Linked DNA regions of Homo sapiens: region 1 is linked to region 2. A link is an interaction called in ENCODE POLR2A ChIA-PET data of the cell type or tissue named here. Cell type or tissue: CD4-positive, alpha-beta T cell. All regions are shown on one strand. Each heading gives the region's core, and the rest is flanking DNA. Links, peaks and the distances in the headings are about the cores only.

Region 1 (9,804 bases), core at 806-8,805, 340 kb after region 2:
AGAGTAGAGTAGGAAATGAGAATAATGAGAAAGTGAAGAGAGATCTAGGTGTTCCAGAAGAAACCAGGAACGTTCCAGTTTGAATTTAGGAGTATAGGTGAAAACTGAAACAAATCATCACATTGTAGAACCACTTGGGGTATGAGAGCCTCTTTCTGGATCAAGTTTAAAGCATATCACATGCGCAAAAGAAAAATTAAATAGCAGTGTCATGAAATACATGACTTCAGCACCAGATATGTGATAGTTCCATTGGATTTGTAAGGACTTATTCTGTCTTACTGCTTATGTTCTCTTCTTTTGGGTTATATCAAATCAGGTTAAAAAGATGAACACATTCAATTGATTTTATGCTTTTTTTGTTTTTCCAGAAATCCTGCAGGACGGACTGGACTGGTGGGCCGGGGGCTTTTGGGGCGATGGGGCCCAAATCACGCTGCAGATCCCATTATAACCAGGTAAGAACCAATAAAAAGCATATCAGTAGCAAAGAGCTAAGTGATAGAAAAATTGCAGACTGTAGCTATGTTTGTGTATATATGTATACCTGTGTGTATATACATATGTATGTGTTTGTATATATATGTATGTATACAGTCATGCATTGCTTAACAATGAGGACACGTTCTGAGAAATGCATTATTAGGTGATTTTGTTGTTGTGTGAACATCATAGAGTATATTTACATAAAACTAGATTGTGTAGGTGCAATTGTATAAGTAGTATACACCTATGCCATATGCTATAGCCTATTGCTCTTAGGCTACAAGCCTGTACAGCATGTTACTGTACTGAATACTATAGGCAACTGTAACACAATTGTAAGTGTATGTATATCTAAACATAGGGAAAGTAGGTAAAAACACGATATAAAAGATAAAAAACCATACACCTGTTTTGGGCACTTACCCTGAATGGAGCTTATAGGACTGGAAGTTGATCTGGGTGAGTCAGTGAGTGGTGAGTGAACATGAAAGCCTAAGACATTACTGTCCCCTATTGTAGAGTTTATAAACACTGCATACTTAGGCTACACCAAATTTATAAAAAATATTTTCATTTTGTTAATAATAAATTGACCTTAACTTACTGTAACTTCTTTATAAACTTAAACATTTTTAAAACCTTTTTGGCTTTTTTATAGTAACAGCTTAAAACACATCATGCAACTGTACAAAAATAGTTTCTTTTGTTACCTCCTTATTCTGTGCACTTTTTTTAATTTAAAAAAAGTTGTTTCTTCTGTTTGTTTTTAAACTGTTTGTTAAAAACTAAGACACAAACACACACATTAGCCTATGGCTATACAAGGTCAGGATCATCAATATCACTGTTTTCCACCTCCACATCTTGTCCCACTGGAAAGTTGTCAGGGGCAGTAATATGCATGGAGCTGTCATCTCCTATGATAATAACGCCTTCCTCTTGAATATCTCCTGAATGACCTGCCTGAGGCTGTTTTACAGTTAACTTTTTTTATAAGTAGAAGGAATATACTCTAAAATAATGATAAAAAGTACAGTATAGTAAATACATAAGCCAGTAACATAGTCACTTATTATCAAGTATTATATACTGTATGTGATTGTACTCTTATGACTGGCAGTGCAGTAGGTTTGTTTACGTCAGCATCACCACAAGCATGTGAGTAATGCATTGGGTGAGGATATTGACAATGGCTTATGACATCATTAGGTGATAGGAATGTTTCAGCTCCATTGTAATCTTATGGGACCACCGTTGCATATGTGGTCTGTTATTGACCAAAACATCATTATGTGGCACGACTATACACACACACACATGCCTGCACATGTATATTACATAAATATGCATGCAGATGTATATATAATTGATATTTTAAAGAGACTTTATATAAAATCATAGTGATGCGATGTAAGTATAAAGCTGTACTTATATGAGTAGGTTAGGCATTATATAAAGAAGGTAAATTCTATTTATGCATCTATTTATTGAACATCTATTTGTTCTCAGCATTGAGTAGGCACTTTGGTAAATATAAAAAATTCTAAGAATCCTAAGCTGGTTCTCTGTCACTGAAGAGCAATGGCTTTAGTTGCAAGATGGAAAATGTGAAGTAAGAAAACATGTTAAATGTGATCAAATAATATGGGTGATTCAGGATGCTTTAGAAGATTAGAAGATTGGATGTGGGTCATGACTGTGGTAAACTAGTGCACCCAAGAAAGGCTTTATAAAGCAGGTAGATTTGAGCTGAACTTGAACCTTGGGTAGGGAGACAGCAGGAAGCCTAAGAAAAGGGTTTGTAGTAATATCTGAGTAGAGACCAGCTTGGTTGAAACAGAATATTCTTGTAGAAGAGTAGTGGGCGAAAAATGAAACTTAAAGTTAATTTTTGTGCAGTTTTATTGTGGAGAATTTTAAATGCCAAAGTTAGGAGTATGGACTGGAGCCATTGAAGGTTTCAGAACGGGGGAGAGGCATTCTCTTCCGAGGCAGACCTATGTGGTAAGCCAAATCATATTCAAGTCTCTTGATGAGCATGAATCAGAATTAAGAAGGTCAGTGAATCTAATGTTTAGATATGCTTAGCTATCTCCACAGGAATCATCTTTCTAATGTACCTGAAATATTGTCATATTTGTCATCCTTTTAATTTTTATTTTTTTACTTTTAGAATTTCTTTGCTGACCATCTGTCTCCCCACGTGGAATTGTCATGTTCTTTCTTTAAATAATGCAAATATCCTCATATTGTTACTTTCTTAGTTTTGATATTTTGGGGGCTTTTCTTCAAGGAGACTCTGTTTTTCTTTGATCTGAGATATAATAATAATTTGATAGTTTAACTCTTTATATATTTTTTTATTTTCAAGTTACTGGAAGAGGCACCCATTCTCACCCGGTCTTATTTTCTTACTTGCCCTCTTGATTCTCCTGCCAAAAAGGATCTTTACCCAACCCCAAATTTTATCTTCCCTCCATCCATCCATCCACTTACTCACCCATTCACCTACCTACTTACTTAACTACTGATCAGCCTACCTCTCCATCCACATACTGTTAGAACCTCTATGGTTTAAATGAGATGGAAAGAGTTAATAAAAAAAATATTAATGGCAGTGTTAGTTTCTGATTTTGGTGAAGCTGGCTAAAAACAGGAAGGTATGAAATGTTTGAAACAGGAATGTAATGCTAGTAAGGGGACAAGAGCAGAAAAGGGAAGCCAGAGTTTTGAAGGTTAGAATCTAGTTAGCTTATCTTTATCTATGGTGGACCCAATAGTGGCTGGGAGTATACATGGTGATTGTGTATCAAGTTGTTTTGAAATGGTAGACTTTTTTAGCTTAACTTTGTCATACAGATAAGAGAACTGAAGGCTTAGAGATGGTCCGAGGCTATAAGAGAGCCCACAGGTGGCAGAGTCTGGCTTTCAACTGTACTCTTAAGTTGATGTTCTTTGTTATCTCAATAATGCATTAATTAATAATTAATAGTAATGCATTAATTAATAAATTGATGAGTTCCTCTAAATAGATGAGAGGCAGCAGAAATGGAACAGAGAAGAATGAAAGATGTTGAAGGAAGATTCAAGCCTTAGATGAATTGTTAAAAGTATTCTACTTTTAGACTAGTCTATTCCAGGCATCCTGTCAGTGCTATCATTAGTTTTTCTATTTGTTTTTCACAGAAGCCCCTCCAAGTAGGTATTGATATATCTATTTTGAGGATTTGAAAATAGAGACTCACTGGGGTTAAGTTACTTGCCTAAATGTTGTAGATCTGACATCTGAATCAGGGGTAAGTGGCTTTAAATACTGTACTTTTTCTGTTACACCACTAGTGAGTCTTTACTATACTGTACTTTTTATCATTGTTTTAGAGTATATTCATTCTACTGGAGAATCACCCAGGCACTTTCAGAGCCAAGATTTCACCCCCCTTTCTTTCAAGTATGCACTTCATGATTCAAAACAGCGTTGTTCAGGATTTCATAAACTTTTTCAGAAGCTCCGGGGCAGGTGTTAAATTTTCGGATTCCCAGGCATCTCTCCTAGAGATTGTCCAGGTACAATTATCAAAAGTTTCTTCAGATCCTCTAGAGTCAAAATGAGTTGGGAAGTGTTAATATATTATTGTGAATAAATTCAGGTCAAACAATTGATGACAATTTCATTTTCTGTTCACTTTTGGTTAAAGACAGGAAGGTACATACTGTTAGAACTGGGGAGGGAATAGCAATAGGGCATAGAAATATTACTGATATTCAGTAAATGTTTATTAGGTTCGTCAATTAAAATGATGTATTAGTTCTGTTAGATCAAGAAATTTTGTTTTAAAATTGGTGATAATGTATTTAATACTAATAAATAATATAGCAAGAAGCTACTCTGCTTAAAATCCATACATTTGTCCTTCAGAATAAAATCTGAGAACATATGCAAGCTGCTGATCATCTCTCTGATCCTGCCTTCTCCCCAGTAGCATCTCTCTCTTTTTTTTTTTTTTTGAGATGGGTCTTGCTATGTTACCCTGGCTGGTCTTGAACTCCTGATCTCAAGCAGTCCTCCCACCTCGGCTTCCCAAAGTGCTAAGATTACAGGCAGGAGCCACCACACTACACCTGGCCAGTGGCCAGCATCTCTCTCTATTCTGTTTCTCATCCTTGTTTCATAGTCACAACTGGCTGGCTGAAGAGCAGTAGCTGTATTGAGTCTTTGTTTTCCCAGCTCCTTGCATGTGATGTGTAGTAGGTGCCAGTAAATGTTTATGAGTGAACATAGCCACCATTTGCCTTCTTATCTTTCCTTTTTTTTTTTTTTTTTTTAAGACAGATTCTAGCTCTGTCGCCCAGGCTGGAGTGTAGTGGTGCTATCTCGGCTCACTGCAACCTCCAAGTGATTCTCCTGCTTCAGCCTCCCAAGTAGCTGGGACTATAGGTGCACACCACCCCGCCCAGCTAATTTTTTGTATTTAGTAGAGACAGGGTTTCACCATGTTGGCCAGGATGGTCTTGATCTCTTGACTTCGTGATCTGCCTGCCTCGGCCTCTCAAAGTGCTGGGATTACAGGCGTGGGCCACTGCTCCTGGCCGTCTTTCCTCTTATCTAATTAGTGTAAACATTCTGCTTGTTCAGTTTAAGTAGATAGTATAGTAATTAAGAACACAGATTCTGGAACCAGATTGTCCAGGTTCAAAGTTGTGTTTACGCCCTTGTTAACACTGTAGTCTTGGGGAAGTTACCTAACTTTTCTGTGCCTCATTTTCCATATCTGTAAAATAAAGATAATAAAACAACTATGTTATAGGGTTGTTTTGAGGCTTAAATGGATAAATACATTAAAGCACTTAGAACAGTGTTTTATATATATATAATAAATGCTATCTAAATGGCTTTTAGAAAATAAAAATAAAATCCATACTGTCTTCTGTCCTGTCATCATCTTTTACCTGGATCATAGTAGTAGCCTCCCAGCTGATCTTCTTGAGTCCAGTCTTGCTTTCCTCCAGACCAACATACATGCTTTTGTCAAAGTGAGTGAGCTTTCTAAAATACAAACTGGTTATGGTTTTACCCTGCTTAAAAACACTCTCTGGCTCTCTAAGTAAACGAATTAGATGAATCTTGTCGTATAAGCCTGTTGCCCACTTTTCTGGTCTATCTTTTCCCTCACTGATGCCCATGGTGCTAGACCCCATATGAACATTCAGTTTCTTGAACACATTATTTTATTTTATGACTTTGTTTCTTGCTTATGTATTCCCCTTTCTGGCATTTTAAAAACAGATGTGCCCTCTTGTACTAATTATTATTTCATTTCTGTTTAATATACTCATCAAACTATCACCCTTCTGCTAATTTAGAGCCACTGCTAGACTATGAGCTCTTTCATGGGAGGAACTAGATATGGTAGATATGGTAGTCAGCTACTATATAAGGAAATTTGGAAACTCATATGCATACTAATATTTTATTGGGTTTCATCCAGAGTAATACTTATATCATAGACCTTCTTTTTTGGTTTAGCATTGGAAGTTTTTTTTTTTTTTGTTTTGTTTTGTTTTGCCTGAGAGATCATTAGGACAATTCCTAAAATTGGGCTAGAGGTTGATATGGAGGTGAGGAAGGGGAAGGGGAGATTTATTAATATCAACATCTCTGGCAAAGAGAGTGTGGTTAGAAAAAGTGTATTCTGAAACTAACATTGCCTTGATACTTTCTACAAAACCCATAAGCAATTCAATTTAAAATATAAAATAAAAGGATAGAGTTTTTTTTGTTTATCAAATCAGAGGGCATAAAGATTGAGAAGCAGGGCCGGGTGGCTTACACCTGTAATTGCAGCACTTTGGGATGCCGAGGTGGGAGGATGGCTTGAGGCCAGGAGTTCAAGACCAGCTGGGTAACATAGCAGGAGACCCCATTTGTAAAACAAAAAAAATTAGCTGGGCATGGTGGCCCACGCCTGTAGTCCTAGCTACACAGGAGGCTGAGACAGGAGGATTGCTTGAGCCCAGGAGTTTAAGGTTACAGTGAACTATGATTGCACCACTGTACTCTAGCCTTGGTGACAGAGCAAGACCCTGTCTTTTTAAAAAAAAAAAAAAAAAGATTGAGAAGTACTGCTTTTGACACCAGCTAAACTGGGTCATATAATCTGCTTTTCTCTTAGCACAGGGTGAACTGTTAAAAGCAAATTTTTTTTTTTTTTTTTTTTTTTTGAGATGGAGTCTCACTCTGTCATCCAGGCTGGAGTGTAATGGCACGATCTTTGCTCACTGCAGCCTCTGCCTCCTGGGTTCAAGTGATTCTCCTGCCTCAGCCTCCTGAGTAGCTAGGACTACAGGCACCCATCATCATGCCTAGCTAATTTTTGTATTTTTGTAGAAACAGGGCTTCACCATGTTGGCCAGGCTGGTCTTGAACTGCTGACCTCAGGTGATCCACCCACCTTGGCCTCCCAAAGTGCTGGGATTTCAGGTGTGAGTCACCACGCCTGGCCCAAAGCAAATCTTACCATGCCTTTTTCACTACCAGTAATTTTTTTTTTCTTATTTTTAGATAGGCCCTCTCTCTGTCGCCCAAGCTGGAGTGTAGTGGCACCATCTTATCTCAGTGCAACCTTAAACTCCTGGGTACAGTGACCCTTCTGCCTCAGTCTCCCAAGTAGCTAGGACTATAGGTGCATGCCACTGCACCCAGCTAATTTTTTATTTTTTGTAGAGATGAGGTCTTCCGTTGTTGCCCATCCTGGTCTTGAACTCCTGAGCTCAAGCAATTCTCCCAAAGTGTTGGGATTACAAGTGCGAGACACTGCGCCTGGCAACTACCAGTAATTTTTAAAAGGGGATTCGTAAACTTATTTTTTAAAAAACTTTGATAACCTTTTCTTTAAATTCTATTCTGCTACTTCTTTTTTTGTTAATACTTTAAGTAGTAAAAATTGTTTATATCCTGAATTTTCATTACAGATAATGTAGTGTCTTTTATGTAATGTAGACATTTGTCCTGGTTTGTAACAGTGATGAATATAGAATATTTCCAGTAAAAATCAATAGTTTTAAATAAAACTAGCTGATTTGAGATAAATTTATATATACTCTGCTTTAAAGAAAAAGTCCTTGTAACTTTATCTCAAGTTTGAGATAGAACCTTAGTTTTTGTTGTAAATCCGTTATGATTTTATATTACTATTCACAGATGGAAAAGGGATAGCAGTGGAAATAAAATCATGCATCCTGTTTCTGGGAAGCATATCTTACAATTTGTTGCAATAAAAAGGAAAGACTGTGGAGAATGGGCAATCCCAGGGGTAAGCATTAAAATTAAATTAGTGTTTAAGTTCCTTTTAGTTGCTTTACTTACTACAGGGTTATTGTTTGTGAATCTTTTCTATTCCATTTTCCTCTATTCCTTCCCACTTCATTTAGTAATTCTTATGTTTTTCATCCCTGCATGAAGTGTCATTGTCAGCAACAAGTTTAGGATAATCCAAGACTGTTAGAATCTGCGTGTAATTCTGACACCTTTGGGAAATAACGTGGGCTTTGAAGTTAGATGTAGGTCTGTGTTCTGGCCGTTCTACTTGCAGCTGGGTGATTGGGAGTTCAGGCCCTCATCTTTAAAATAAAGAGATCTACTTCACAGGATTATTAGAGATCACATTTAATAGGCATTCATTATGTTGGGTCCCATTTCAGAATTTAACCTCCACTCCAAGCCCAAGGTAGTATTTTTAAGCACTTTTTGGTTGAATTCTGATAACTTTTGACAATATTTAAAAAATTAGCTTTTGTTATTTACTGTTCTGTGTAGTTTAAATAATTTCTATAATGTTATCAAGATGAGTATACTTTTGTTGGCTTGTAGTTTGAATTTATGGCAGTGGTATATTTGAAGTGGCCATTTATTTTTTATTTTTTATTTATTTATTTATTTTGAGACAGAGTCTCACTCTGTTGCCCAGGCTGGAGTGCATTGGCGCAATCTTGGCTCATTGCAACCTTTGCCTCCTGGGTTCATGCAATTCTTGTGCCTCAGTCTCCCAACGTAGCTGGGATTACAAGTGTGTGCCGCTATGCCTGGCTAATTTTTGTAATTTTAGTAGAGACAGGTTTCACTGCGTTGGCCAGGCTGGTCTCGAACTCCTGGCCTCAAGCAATCTGCCTGCCCCGGGGCCTCCCAAAGTGCTGGGATTACAGGTGTGAGCCACCACACCTGGCCTGAAGTGGCCGTTTAAAATGTTTATGTGTGTGGTAGAGGGTTTTATATTTTATACCATATTGTGAAATGGAGATAGTTTGATATGAGGATGACTCTTTATAAAAACATACAGTTGTCTGCAAGAATGTTTTTTTCTGTGTAGAATAAAAATGAGTGGAAATAAGGATCTCAGCCGACTCTGATAAAAGTTTAGGCTAATTTCTTTTTCTTTTTCTTTTTTTTTTTTTTTTTTTTGAGACGGAGTCTCACTCTGTTGCCCGGCTGGAGTGCAATGGCATGATCTCAGCTTACTGCAGCCTCCACCTCCTGGGTTCAAGCAATTCCCTGCCTCAGCCTCCCGAGTAGCTGGGATTATAGGCGACCACCACCACACCTAGCTAATTTTTGTATTTTTAGTAGAGACAGGGTTTCACCATCTTGGCCAGGCTGGTCTTGAACTCCTGACCTCGTGATCCACCCACCCTGACCTCCCAAAGTGCTGGGATTACAGGCATGAGCCACTGTGCTTGGTGAACTTTAGGCTAATTTCTATGAGCCAAATAGTCAAACTTCACTTAGGTTGAAAGCAATAACGTAATAATGATTTCATCATAGAATCTTGCATTTTTATTGTTATTTAAAATTCTTATCAGGAAACTGCTGTCATTGTTATCATTTTGACAGTTATTCATCTAATCAGTGTATTTTTAGTATCTTCCTTTTGTCAGCTAATATTTTAGACACTGAGAATACAACAGAGCAACATGAACAAATAACCTCTGTCTTTTGGTGCTCCCATTCCAGTTGGAGAGACAGATAATATAAGATACATAAGTTAAATATATCGCATGTTAGAAGGCAGTAAGTATTAAGAAACAAAAGCAAGGTAGAGGACTAGGAAGTGTTTGAGAGTTTGCGATTTTAGACAGGGCAGTTAAGAGAAGACCTCCCTGAGGAGGTGCATGTTAGGTAACTATCTGAAGGAAATGAATTAGTGAACCATGCAGATATCTAGAGAAAAGCATCTTGGATAGAGATAATAGCAGGTACAAAGGCTCTCAGCGGGCAGCATGTTAGGCAGGTCCTGGGAACATTGAGGAGGTCAGTGTGGCTGGAAT
Region 2 (8,000 bases), core at 1-8,000:
GTATTTTACCCTCTCTGTGGGATGCTGGGCTGTTAAACCAACAAGGTGTGGTCCACTTTCACAAGCATATTAACATTCCTGCCTCCTAGCAAGGGCCTCCAAGAACCTCCATAACCTATCCCCTACCACGGCCTGTCCCTGACACACATGTCCATTTTCCATTCTGGCAGGCTTGGCCTCCCTGCTCTTTTTGGTGTTGTGATGACTCTCCCCACAAGACTTGCATTGTGCTCTCTCCCTCCTTTCAGCTGTGACCTGGGGTGGCCTTTATCAGTAGTTTTCCCTAACTACCCTGTATAAAAGAGTGACCTCTAGCCATCCTTTCTCTTTTATCCTTTTCCCTCCACAAGCTTGTTACCCATTGAGAAATGGTGTATTTTAGTTGTCTTCCTCCTCTAGACTAGCGGGGATATTTTTCGGCTCAGAGTTGTAGCCATAGGGTCTAGAGCAGTGCCTGGCACATAGTAAGTGCTCAGAATAAATGCAGAAGGAAAGATTCTACACGATAAACTTGATTGAATACCTATATACAGTATTTAATAGACATGGTTTAGAGTAATATTTTAGATTTTGTTTCTGTTAAAAGTATATCATTCTTTTACCTTGTCATACTTACTGATTTAATCTACTGATTTAACTTCAGATTTTCCCTCATTTACACTCTTGTGATTTTTCTCATTTCCTTATTTGACATCAGATAATCTTCACTTCGTCCATGGAGTTTAAATAATCTTTTATAACTCCAGCACCATTTTTATCATATCAACCATTAACCTCTTTCACTAGAGTTAATCATGTAGAGTCAGTTTCCCCTCTATCTTGTTACCCCATAATTCCTGTGGAAAGTTTCCCATGAACTTGAATTCTGCCTTCTAACTATTGTCACCATTTGGAGATTTCCTATTATATGTTGTGTCACAACTGCTGGAGATCTACCTTTTCACTTTTTCATCTCTTCTTCGTTTAGCCTGCTTCGTAATTTGTAACCTCCCACCATCTCTTAGAATGCACGGGCAGTCCTTATTTCTGGCATACATCAAGAAAGGAATCAGAGCCTGATTGCTTTGAAAATGCCAGGATTCTACGGCCAGGCTCACACCTGTAATCCCAACACTTTGGGAGGCTGAAATGAGAGGACTGCTTGAGCCTGGGAGTTTGAGACCAGCCTGTGCATATAGTAAGACCTCGTCTCTACAAAAGATTTCTTTAAAAAATTGCCAAGCATGGTGGCACAAACCTTTGGTCCCAGCTACTCAGGAGGCTTAAGTAGGAGGGTCACTTGAACCTGGACGGCGAAGAGTTTGCAGTGAGCCATAATGGTGCCACTGCACTCCAGCATGGGCGACAGAGTGAGACCTTGTCTGAAAAAGAAAAAAAAAAATCCTGGGATTCTGGATGTGCTCTGGAGCCCAGCCTCTTTCTCCTGCCTTGTGTGCCATTGCCCATCCTATCCCCGGATCAGTTTCAGATTTGTGAGATTCTATAAGTTTACACATTCTCACATACTTGTTAGTGGTTCCCGAAAAGTGTTACTTTTCTTATTATTTTTAGCACACCTGATACCATGGCTGTGACTTACTAATTTTAAGTAACTACTATGAGCACTTACTCTTTCTCAAAGTGATCTTAAGAAATGTTAAGCCAAGAAATAAGGTTATGTAAATACTTTTTGGGTCTGAATTGAGATGTTACAAAATATTGGCAGTGAAAGCTTTGGGCAAGCCCAGTACTAAGAAATGGAAAATAAATGGCGACTTGTCTTTATGTCTTCACACAGTAGCAATCGGGTTGACTCACTGCAGCGTGTCTGCCAGAACCTGTATGTGGCTCTTTAAGCTTTGCTAGAACAGCTGCCTGAAAAAGCAGTTGTACAAAGGGTTTTGAGAATTGTTTGTTACCTGTAAGCAAAAAGTTTACCTAACCAAATGTAAAATGTGATTAAATCTACATGTAAAGAGTTGCTTTACCTGAGCGATTTGGCTTCTTTTGAACAGTGTCAAAGTAGGTAATACGGTTGTATATGTTTTGAAATAACTGCCTTGACTTGGCATTTGGAAATGAAACTTGTTATTTGACCAGTTAAAGTATATAAGGTTTAAAAGTTAATTTGTCTTCATAAGGGAAACATAACATATTGAGTTCCAATAGGAAAGTAGTTTTATTTTAAATCAAAGTCTCTCTCTTGGTGGGTTCTGGAATTTAGATTTAATTCCATCAGTTGGGTTTTCTAACCATTGTGTAATACATTGGCCAGAACAAGGGGATCTTGGGCATGTCAGGTGGCTGTTTTCCTCATCCTTAGAATGTGAAGGGATGGTCAAAAGCCACCACACAGGATTGTAATGATAAGCAGTGTCTGTTCTGATCACATAGTGGGCACAGCTACATGATACTGTTATTCAACAAAGGGGTCCTATTCATTCAGCCTGCTGTTTTAGGATACCTACCAGTTTCTAGACAGAATATAAAAGGTGAAAATGATTTGATCCTAATTAAAAAAAAATTTATAGGTGAGAAAGAAGAAGCATATCCATTGAGCTTTCTGTTCTCTTGACCTAGGCTTTATTGCCGTGACTGAGACTGGGTCTAAGAGATTTGGATTCTCTTGTCATGGGGACAGAGGTGCTCACCCAGGTGTGCTGTAGTTCATCTCCTCATTTTTCACATTCAACGACTGATTCTTCACATATAGTATGTGCTTGGCTTCAAATACAGTTTGTGGGACAGGCAGAGGACCTTAGCCTCTTAAATTTAAAAGAAATTTAAATTCCTTTAAAATTTGTCCTTAGGCCTAAAAATCCTTCACCTGTCATCAAACTGTCTTCAGCTACATAGATTTTCTGTTTAAAAAAAATTCTAATGGCATTCATGATTAATTTTCTATATTAGCATAACTTAGTTATGACTTGTAACTTAAAAAAAGTAGATGTTGTACATGTTTTTTAATCAAAAACTTTAGAAAAAAATTTTTTTCTTGCTGCCATTTTCTCCTCCAATAATAGCATGCTAGTTTACGTTGAGATACCCACCTCTGGTGATACAGTAAATCAGGCTTTCTGGAATAGTTTGTGGTTACTCTTGGCTGTGCCAGCAGACACTAGTAATACACATATCTGCTGATTCTCATGTGAGATATGTTTATTCTTTATCAAATAAATTATACTCACAAATTTTTATTAAGTAAAATACTTTATGTATAAATCCCAATACATCCCAAATGAGGGAGGAGAGGTTTTGTTTGACCATACTGGTTTATCATTTCTGAGTGTTTCTTTGGAGACAGCTTTTGCAATCTTCCTTCAGAGATCACAGTCCGTACTCTTTAGGTTTGGAATAGGTTTTGTATCTGTAGGCTTATTTTGTTACTATCTATGTAATTCTCTGCAGGGAAAATTTTTAGAATCTGGGACAGCATTTTCATGGTGCCTGTTTATCCTGAAGAGGAAGTGGAGCCAAAAGTCAGAACTTTCTCTAACTTTCTGACTTACTTTAGGAGAGTATATTCTTGGAAGTTAGATGTTTGGTAGCTAGAAGAGAAAGTTACAGAATTTTTAATCCTGTGCTCAAAACAGGAAATGTGGTTGGATTACATGATCATTGATGTTACAGGAATTAAGGCAAATCAGTTTTATTCAAAACAAACCTAGTAACTAAGAAAGAGGTCAGTTTTTTGTTTTGTTGTGGTTGGTGACTAATGCTGAATACACTTTGCCAGATTTTTTTCTGGTTGTATTATACTTTACATTTATTTCAAAGATACATCTTTTATCTTTTGTTTGTGTATAACTCAGCCCAGCCACCATTTAGCAATAAACCTGTTGAGTGACTTTTTTTGTATACCATTACGTTGCTAACTGACAAGTCCTATGACTGAAGGCTATATTTTCTAGCCTTGAAAAAATATGAATTTAGCTGTGCAGGGTGGCTCACGCCTGTAACCCCAGCAGTTTAGGAGGCTGAGGTGGGCAGACCACTTGAACCCGGAGCTCTAGACCAGCCTAGGCAGCATAGTAAGACCTCATCTCTACAAAAACACAAAAATTAGCCGGGCATGGTGGCCTGTGCCTGTAGTCCCAACTATTCGGGAGGCTGAGGCAAGAGGATTGCCTGAGCCCAGGAGGCAGAGGTTGCAGTAAGCCAAGATCACACCTGGGTAACAGAGTGAGACCCTGTCTCAAAAAGAAATAAAAATATGAATTTAGCTTCTGTTAGATAAATATTGAGCAAGATCTACATTTACAAGTTGCTAACAGTTTTCATTTTATTTAGAAACTTATCCCAGTATGTTTTTAGTACATTTATGAAAGTTGTTTCTTGGCAGAATTACCACCTCATGTAGGCGGTCATTTACGAAACAGCCAAGTTTCGTTCATTTTCATTAGAAAACATAGTGATTTTTACCAGGATTTCCAAAGACACCATGCCTGCTTTCTTCAGTGGTAGATATGGCTTTGCAGTAAAAATTGTTGATCAGATTTTTGAATAGGTGTTTTTGGAAATACTGAAGGATTTTAACCTCAAATAATTTGCCGGTGGAGTTTTTAAAATTTGACAACACATGTACAGATTGACAAATGTTTGCTTTTTACTATTTAGGTTCACCATAAGCCAGAATGCCTACAGATACATTAATCCAAGTTTGAGGAAATTTTTTTTTTTTTCCTCACTGAAACAATAGCAATAAGGTTAAACATAATGTGTAGACAATCGAGTTTGTATTACTGTTCTTCCCATTGATCAGTGTTCACATAGGCAAAAGAGAATAATTTATTGTCAAAAATAAAGCTCACTATTAATAATGTCCTTTAGACAGAAATGTAAAGTAACTGCACTGTTGGGTGATGTTTGCCTTGATAGCATCATACATCTTACTGTGTATTTAATTCTAATGTTGAACTTTTTATGTGCCTGGCACTGTTCTGAGTGCTTTACAAATATTCATTCATTCAACTTTAATTCATTTAATGGCTAACTACTTTAGTTCAGTTAGAGCTTATGGAAGAAAGTAATTGAGTATATTATGTATCCCTCCCCATTTGTTTTGTTTGCATGGACCCTGACTTCACTGATTAGGAGTGAAGGACTTTAGTCTCAGGGCTCGCAACGAATCCTTGTCTTGTGGTAGTTCTGCTTCAGTGTTGTAGCATGTGAAAGAGTCTGTTTTGAGATGGTAAGAGGCTTGCACTTAACTGGTTTCTGTGTTATAATTGTATAATTATAATTGTATTCGTACATTGTAATTGTATAATTGTAAAACTTAACATTTTCAGGAAGTCACAGCCTTTAATAAATAAAGAAAACTTACACATATCCTCTCTCTTTGTTTAATTAGGCATATTTTCTATTTACATGCTAGAAAAGTTGTTAGAAATCATTTCACATTCATTCTTCTCTGTGTCCCTGCCCATTCCAGCATGCTCGAAGACGACCTTCAGCTCAGTGACAGTGAGGACAGTGACAGTGAACAAGTAAGTGTTGCACAGCCTGTAATACCAGGAGTCCTTTTAAATACATCTAACAGATCTGAGCTGCTTGTTCTAACCTGTTTTTTGTTCTTTTCCTGGTCTTTCTTCCCCTTATTGTGAATGCCTAGACCCCAGAGAAGCCTCCCTCCTCATCTGCACCTCCAAGGTACCGTGTGGGTTTCTCCCCATCTGTACAGAATGTTTGCAATTTTTTACCAAATGGGAAAAATAAAGCCTTATTTAGTACTTTCACATTTTTTGTCATGGGAAGGAGCTGAAGGATCACAGTAAAAGGAAAGTACCTGTTTAATATTTTGGAAGCTTAAATCAGCCATAGGGAGGTTGTTAACCCTATAGAAGCGAGAGCCCCACACTCATCTACATCATCAGTATAGATGTTAAAGATTTTTAAGAGTTTACAGGCTGGGCGTGCTAGCTCACGCCTGTAATCCCAGCACTTTGGGAGGCTGAGGTGGGCAGATCACTTGAGGTCAGGAGTTCGAGACCAGCCTGGCCAACATGGTGAAACCCTGTCTCTACTAAAAATACAAAAATTAGCCAGGCATGGTGGCGCATGCCTGTAGTCCCAGCTACTCGGCAGGCTGAGCCAGGAGAATCGCTTGAACCCAGGAGATGGAGGCTGCAGTGAGCTGAAATCGTGCCACTGCACTCCAGCTTGGGTGACAGAGCGAGACTCTGTCTCAAAAAAGGAGTTTACAAACAAGCTTAAAATACAATTTATCATCAGTATTAGGTAATCAATATTTGAAAAGTTAAACTGACGAGCCCAGTGTTTTAATGGAGGTAACAGATTTGCTGTTTTCAATAAAGCTCAGTTATTTCCAGAACTTCTTTTCCATTATGCCTGTTTTCTTAGTTACATGAATTTTCATATTGTTTCAGCTGCTTTTCAAAATGACCAGCAGTACATTTTAGTGTGATGGGAAATGGAATAAGCCAGCCATACTTTAGGAAATGTGATGATTTAATTTTTGAAAATATGAACTATTTGAACTTCTTTTATAATACTTTCCTCTGGTAATATGCCAGGTACCTGCCTTTCATGGACAAAGTTATTTTACTCACTTGAGATGTGCTCATCCACTCAGAGACGACATTAGCAATAAAATCTTGTCCATTATGCAGGGGATGTTACAGTTAATGTGGAGGAAGCCCATGTGATTATGTGCACTCTTACAGATTCATAAGGTTTGCTTGTTCAATTATATCTTATTTTGTTCAGTAATTTCTGGTGGGTTATGATGACTCATAAAACATGACAAGGTAGCCTAACTTCTAAAAGTGGAGGAAAAGGAAAAAGAAGAGACCAAGCGGGGGTACAAATTTGAGGCAGGAGTAACATTGAGAGTGTATCCCCTTTTGCTCATCACTGGCTTACGCTCTTCAGCTGCCATGGAGACAGGGCCACCAACTGGGTGCAGCATTTCTGTGAGGAAATTATATAGTGGTATCGTGTGTGTTTTAAAGTTACCTCAACTAGTGATTTTGTTATTGTTTAATAATTTTTATTCTAATATGTGTTATTTATGAATCTATTTTGAAAATATTTTAGGTAGATTTGAAATCTGTCCAGATTATAGTTAATGACTTATTGCTTTAATTAATACCATCTAGGGTGAAGCTTTAAGATTATATATGCTTTGAAATTATATATGTGTCTAGCAGTGTGATCAATGTGTTTTCTTACTAACTTAGATTTATTGCCCCATTCTTAAAATTTGGAGTAGATAATCTCTACTTTGTCTGACATTTGGGGATGATCCCTAAGCCACTTACGAAGAATGGTCCGTTTTGTAGTTCTTCCAGGAAGTGTGAGTGGTTGGTTACTTTTGAGTTCACCTTGCAAAGGAACACCATTTATATTTAGTGGTCTTTGGCTACCACCCAGTTCTTGTTTAGAGAATATAGGGAGATTTTAACTTACTGGCTTTTCTTACAGAAATTAATTTGATTTGGTTATGTGTAACAGAGACCAGCAAACTTAAAAGGATCAGATAGTAAATATTTTAGGCTTTGTGGGCCATATATGTCTCTATTGCAGCTGTTCAAATCTGCCATTGCAGCATAAAAGCAAACATAGTACATTAAAAAAATGGGTATGGGTGTCTTCCAATAAGACTTTATTTAGAAAAGCAGGCAGCCAGCCTAGGCAATGGTTTACCAACCCTTGATATGAAGCACCCAGCATCTAACTTAAATTTTGGATCACTTGACATATTCTTCAGGAGTAAAATTTCACAGGCTTCTCTTTTATGCATTTATCTGGCAATCAGTTTTCAGAGGTTTTTGCTTTTCTATTAAACTACTTTGGGCCTCTCTCAGTTGGATGACATGATAGTTTAGCAGTGTATCTAATACCAAGGCCCGCCCTTTTGAGTAGCAGGAAAATGGGCAAGGGAGAAAGAAGAAATCCACCTTGTATCGTGCCTTCTAATTTTATCTTTTGGTTGCTTTGCAGTGCTCCACAGTCCCTTCCAGAACCAGTGGCATCAGCACATTCCAGCAGTGCAGAGT

Evidence for each region. ChIA-PET counts read pairs that join two places held together with the same protein. Peaks named below come from ENCODE experiments on the same cell type or tissue, not always from the same donor. Only the 100,000 strongest peaks of a DNase experiment are listed, where the experiment ranks them.
Region 1: POLR2A ChIA-PET joins it to region 2 with 6 read pairs; 2 of 35 experiments call an interaction of 5 or more read pairs at or near these places.

The regions. Positions count from the first base shown.
Region 1 is chr4:87,441,458-87,451,261 of GRCh38, forward strand. It overlaps NUDT9 (nudix hydrolase 9), which reads left to right. Exons shown (of 8, transcript NM_024047.5): 4 at 372-458; 5 at 7,685-7,796. Among named protein-coding and RNA genes, the nearest start is that of NUDT9, 24 kb to the left of the region's middle. In CD4-positive, alpha-beta T cell, for the core only: no CTCF peak of the experiment used is centred there; no DNase peak of the experiment used is centred there.
Region 2 is chr4:87,100,215-87,108,214 of GRCh38, forward strand. It overlaps AFF1 (ALF transcription elongation factor 1), which reads left to right. Exons shown (of 21, transcript NM_001166693.3): 9 at 5,414-5,468; 10 at 5,594-5,631; 11 at 7,945-8,000. Among named protein-coding and RNA genes, the nearest start is that of KLHL8, 120 kb to the right of the region's middle. In CD4-positive, alpha-beta T cell, for the core only: no CTCF peak of the experiment used is centred there; a DNase peak (open chromatin) is centred at 3,687; H3K27ac peaks cover 3,276 bases.